2 separate regions of the Homo sapiens genome follow, and region 2 is linked to region 1. The links are chromatin loops, found by intact Hi-C in ENCODE. Cell type or tissue: B cell. All regions are shown on one strand. Links, peaks and the distances in the headings refer to the core of each region. The heading gives the core; the rest is flanking DNA. Region 1 overlaps PATJ (PATJ crumbs cell polarity complex component). Region 2 has its middle 45 kb from the start of CYP2J2.

The links. A loop is a pair of places that touch in the nucleus more often than their neighbours do. Peaks named below come from ENCODE experiments on the same cell type or tissue, not always from the same donor. Only the 100,000 strongest peaks of a DNase experiment are listed, where the experiment ranks them.
Region 2: a loop joins it to region 1, with 11 times the contacts of the local background. A loop is called at or near these places in 57 of 110 quality-filtered maps.

Annotation. Positions count from the first base shown.
Region 1 is chr1:61,866,017-61,868,937 of GRCh38, forward strand. The region is part of intron 20 of PATJ (PATJ crumbs cell polarity complex component); the gene reads left to right. Among named protein-coding and RNA genes, the nearest start is that of MIR12132, 21 kb to the left of the region's middle. In B cell, for the core only: no CTCF peak of the experiment used is centred there; no DNase peak of the experiment used is centred there.
Region 2 is chr1:59,970,113-59,973,033 of GRCh38, forward strand. No RefSeq gene overlaps it. Among named protein-coding and RNA genes, the nearest start is that of CYP2J2, 45 kb to the left of the region's middle. In B cell, for the core only: CTCF peaks have their summits at 1,441 (motif pointing right) and 1,648; a DNase peak (open chromatin) is centred at 1,459.

The sequences.
Region 1 (2,921 bases), core at 100-2,599:
GAACAGATGTTTTTGGAATATGTGAATGATGCCTGGTTGCCTCTGGAAAGAGGTCACATGGAATCTGGTGTGCTCCGTTGACGTTGGTACTTTCTATATTTGCCAGTCCCTCTCATATCTGTCAGTGCTTAACGCCAAACAGCATACATATTCAGTTATATGAATCAAATTGGAAAGATTACTGAATATTCATAAAAATTCCCTTGTTCTGTTTTCTTCTATTAAAAGATAATTTTCTATGTACCCAAATAAAAGGCAACCTGAAATACCAGTTCATATATAAACTTTGAAGGCTATAGATGAAATGGTCAAATGTATACTTACGATATTTACTTTGTAAGTTTAGTTAAACATTCAATTTGAAAACCTGTGAGATGTTAAATTTTTTTTGCCTATTCTCATATTTAATTATATAATTTTATTTGAATTCTTCAGTGCATATTTAATGTCAGTATCTACATTATCACTAGAATCACTTTTTGATCGTTTAACACAGCTTTCCAAATATATCTTCATTTCTAACTAGGTTGTTTGAGATACAGCAATTTTTGAATCTGTACTGTCACTCAAAATTTTATTCTTATCTCAAGTGTCATTTGTGTAACGTTAAGTTAAAAAAAAAAATCCCTCTTATAAGTTTGTATTGATGCTCTTCACAATATAACTGTTACCGGAAAGAGGTCCTGATCCAGATGCCAAGAGAGGGTTCTTGGACCTCGCACAAGAAAAATTTGAGCGAATCCATAGAGTAAAATGAAAGCAAGTTTATTAGGAAAGTAAAAGAATAAAAGAATGGCTACTCCATAGATAGAGCAGTCCTGAGGGCTACTGGTTGCCCATTTTTATAGTTATTTTTTGATTATATGCTAAATAAGGGGTGGATTATTCATGCCTCCCCTTTTTAGACCATATAGGGTAACTTCCTGATGTTACTGTGGCATTTGTAAACTGTCATGGCGCTGGTGGGAGTGTAGCAGTGAGGACGACCAGAGGTCACTCTCGTTGCCATCTTGGTTTTGGTGGGTTTTGGCTGGCTTCTTTACTGCAACCATTTTATCAGCAAGGTCTTTATGACCTGTATCTTGTGCCAACATCGTGTCTCATCCTGTGACTTAGAATGCCTTAACCATCTGGAAATGCAGCCCAGTAGGTCTCAGCCTCATTTTACCCAGCGCTATTCAAGATGGAGTTGCTCTGGTTCCAGCACCTCTGACATAACCACTTACTCTATTGTTTGTTAAAGTGTTCTTCAAGAGGCTTGTTTAAAACAATAGTCAGTGCTTACAATTTGAAGAATGCATATTCTGATTACTAAATCTATGTTAAATTTCCTAGCTTCCCTCTTTTTATTTCTCATTACTGATTCAGCCATACTTGCTTGTTATTGCCATTTTCTTCCATAAAAAGAAAATTTTCTGTTTACCGAAACAAAAGGCAACCTGAAATATCAGTTTATTTTAATGTATACACTTTTAAGGCTGTAGATGAAACAGTCAAATGTATATTTATAATATTTACTCTGGAAGTTTACTTATTCATATTTTAAAATCTGTAAAATTTTTTTTTTTTTTTTTTTGCCAATTCTCACGTAGGCTGTAAAGGTAACCTCTATAGGCTCCCCAAACCAGCATTGAGTAAGACTATTTCAGCCCGAATGTTTCTTGCCTAAACAGTATTTTATTTTCTTTAAGTAATTATATGTGCTTTCTTAAGGTATTGGCTCTTTTCCTCCCTTCCACAGTGAGGAACACTTACACCCGTTGATCAGGATGGGCTTGAATATTTGCCCCCATTGTATTGCTGATGGACCCTTGTGATAATTTATCTAATAATATTATCTAATATTATAAGCTCTGAGAAGATTTTAAAAACACATTCAAATCCCTTACAAATATGTAATTCCCAATACTATTCTAGAGGGTGCCCTCCCAAATGGTGAAGGAACATTATTATTTCTGTCTTGGTTGTAATATCCATTTGGGGCTATAGATGTCAGCTATATTTGTGGAGGGCAAATGGTACCTAACTACTTCAAACTTTATCTTTCTCTTCCACCCTCATACTTCACTTTAGCTGAAGAGTAAAAACACTAAAGGTCTATAGATCTGGGTATTTTTTAGTTATAGTAAAAGACACACAACACACAATTTACCATTTTAATCATTTTTAGGTATATAGTTCAGTGGCATTAAGTACATGTACATTTTTGTGTAAACATGGCCACCATGTTGCTACAGATCTTATCATCCCACACTGAAACTCTACTCATTAAACAATAATCTGATCTTTCTCCTCTCTCTCTATCCCCTGCCAACCAAACACTATTTTATTTTCTATCTCTAAGAATTTGACTATACTAAAGCAACTGAAAAAAGTGGAATGGTACAATATTTTTCTTTTGTGTCTGGCTCTTTCACTTAGTGTAATGTCTTTAAGATTCATCCATGTTGTAGAATATGTCAGAATTTCCTCCCTTTTTAAAGTTGAATAGGCCGGGCATGGTGGCTCATGCCTGTAATCCTAGCACTTTGGGAGGCCAAGGTGGGTGGATCACTTCAGGTCAGGAATTCGAGACCAGCCTGGCCAACATGGTGAAACCCCATCTCTACTAAAAATAGAAAAATTAGCCAGGCATGGTGGTGCATGCCTGTGGTTCCAGCTACTCGGGAGGCTGAGCCAGGAGAATCGCTTCAAACTGGGAGGCAGAGGTTGCAGTGAACTGAGATTGCGCCACTGCACTCCAGCCTGGGCAACAGAGAGAGACTCCGTCTCAAAAAAAAAAGTTGAATAAAATATTTCCTTATAGATATATGTCTCGGAGAAAAAACTTCTCCTCTACCCTCTATTTTGTGCCTGGGAGAGTGCAAATTAAACTGACATAAGGCATTAACAGGAGAATAAAGTTTTATTTATACACACAT
Region 2 (2,921 bases), core at 293-2,792, 1.9 Mb before region 1:
ACAGTGCAGTGGTGGGCTGAAGGGCTCCTCAAGTGCCGCCAAAGTGGGAGCCCAGGCAGAGGAGGCGCCAAGAGTGAACGAGGGCTGTGAGGACTGCCAGCACGCTGTCACCTCTCAATGATACGCTTATGAAATTTTGAAACCATTGAAGAATTTTAATCTGGGAAAGCTGTTATTATATAACCCTGCATATGAGGGATAAGACAGTGTAATTTCTGAGTCTGATTCCTGCATGTAAACTCCTTTGATTGTAAAGATACTAAATGAAGGCAATAAAAAAAAAACCTCCATGTTTTTCTTCATTTTTGGCTTGTTGAAGACCGCCCTGTTACCATGAAGGAAGAAAACCATGGCGTCAATGCTACATCAGATATTTGATGATAGTTCTAGTTCTATGTTTTCCTAGCACTTTGGGAGGCCGAGGCGAGTGATCACTTGAAGTCAGGAGTTCAAGACCAGCCTGGCCAACATGGCGAAACCCCGTCTCTACTAAAAAATACAAAAATTAGCTGGGCCTGGTGGCAGGCACCTGTAATCCCAGCTACTTGGGAGGCTGAGGCAGGAGAATCATTTGAACCTGGGAGGTGGAGGTTGCACTCCAGCCTGGGAGACAGAGCAAGTCTCTGTCTAAAACAAACAAACAAACAAACAAACAAAAACAAAACAAAACAAAAAACAGTGCAGTAGACCTGTGGCCCAGTCTGGCAGCAGTCTGCTAGATGGCTGAAATTGATTTGGTGACCATCTGATGTTAGAGCTCATTGAATATTCACTGAATATTACAACTGAATGGAGGACCTCTGACACTACCTTGCCCAGGAGGTGAAACGACTTGCCCAATGACCCCCAGAAAGTTATTGGTAGAGAAAGAAGCCACTCATTTGCATAAGGCAGGAGGATGGGGCCAGTGGTGGGTATTTCAGTAACCCCGAGCGCCAACTCAAGTTGCTATCTAACCTCATGTTGTTCCCAGTAATCCCCCACTACTGCCTCGGGTGTTCTCTTCCTGCTCATCATACCCCTTCCTGCCATCCCCCCCAAGAGCCTATGGGGCAGCTGTGCCAAACGGGATCACTCTACTTTTGATGCTTGGGCCCCGATATGTTCAAATATGCCTTCTCCTTATATTCTTAGCATAGCTGAAGGAACGCTGGTGGGGAGGTGGATAATGAGGTTTAATTAAAAGCATGGGAGGTGAGGACACCCTTGCCTCTTTCCTGACTGACTTTAGAAATAGCAGTCCTCTGGGAAGTCACCCATCTCACACTAACCTGGCGAGACTGACATTCAATCCAGACACAAACTAACGGCAGCTACGGGGGTGGATTGGGCGGGCATTTTTAATAATTATGATTTTCACGCAGATAATCAGCCACTTTCTCTCTTCCTCCCTCTTCCCACGCTGATCCTGAGCTCCTTGACCGCAGATTTCCTTCGCCTTCCACTAGAGGGCGCTGGAGCCCATGTTACCGCGCTCTCGGCTGGGAGGCGGCGTCCAGGGACAGAAGGAAAAACGATGGGGTGTGTGCCGGATGAAGGCACCAGCCCTGACAGCTCCAGGCCCAGGTCCTCCGTGTGCGCCCCGAAATGCAGTGACTCCTAGGGCTGGAAGGAAAGACATAAAGCCCACCTGGGCATCATCTCTGAGAGAGACACTGGCCAGCGTGGAGGGTGCCCTGCGGGGAGTGGCTGTGTGAGAACCAGGCTGCATGAGCCCTGCTCAGGGACTCAGGACCCTTTTCCTGGGGAAAAGAGGATTCGAGGGCTATGGGAGCCCGCCCTGCTTTTCTGAAGGGCTTTGGTTTGGAAGAGGAAACAGGCTTATTTTATTATATGTGGCTCTAGCAGCAGAACTAGACTTATATATAATATTTATATATATATTCGATTCGATAATTTGAATAAAGATCTCAGCATTGTGCCTAGCATTTTTTTGAGAGCTCAATTTAAAAAATATCATACTAGCTAACCTTGAACTCTGCTTCTGTGAAAGGTGCTGTGCCATCTCCCATTCATTATCTCTAAGCCCCCGAACAGTCCTGAGGTAAGTGTTCCTCCTCTTATTTCACAAATGAGGCAAGTAGGGTTGAGAGAGGGTGAGAGTTTTGCCCAAGGTCTTAAGGCTGTGCAGTTGCGCGGCTGAAATCCTAAGCCAGGTCTGTTTGCCTTCAGAGCTGCACCTCTGCCAGGACACCATGCTGCCTGCCTGTGTCAATGCGGGGTCTTCACCCAGAGGCCCCCTGGGTCTGGTGAGCTGTTGGCGGGTTTATCTATCACACACAATGACGCAGGGGCACATATGTTGTTCTGGCAAAGGCACGGCACATTTTCCAATGTCGGTGGAAGCAGTGGATGAATAATACAGGGAAAGGGATCAACAGAAGGGGCAAGAGGAGGCCAGAGCGGCATCAATTCCCCTGCCCCCAACAGGGGCAGCAGAAGGTGCAGCTGGCGGGGGCCCTGGAGTGGAGCTGCCAGCCCAATCATCTTGCCGCTGGATTTTGCACAGCTTTCCTTCTCCATTCTTTCTCGTTTTTGACACTTGTGATTATTACCAATCCTGGTGGCGCTGACGCACGGGAGTGCAATGGTTACCATGGCATGCTTAATAGCGAGAGCAGATGTTTGGCAGGCTAACTCCATGCATTCTAAATACACAAGGCGAAAGTCGGTGGAGGGCGTAATTGATTTGCTGACTGCAGTGGGAAGCCAGCCCATGCTTGCACTGGGCCAGGGCGCCTTACCACATACTCTCTTTAACATGGCACACAGTCTCATCATGAGCTGACCCCGTGTAGGCCCCTGGCCTCACATGTTATCAGTTCCCACCTGCTCTCTCCTCTTCCACTGTGCTTAACACCTGCAGCCCTCACAAACAAGGGATGTATGGTCTGACTCCAGTCTGAGCCTTCCCACAAGCT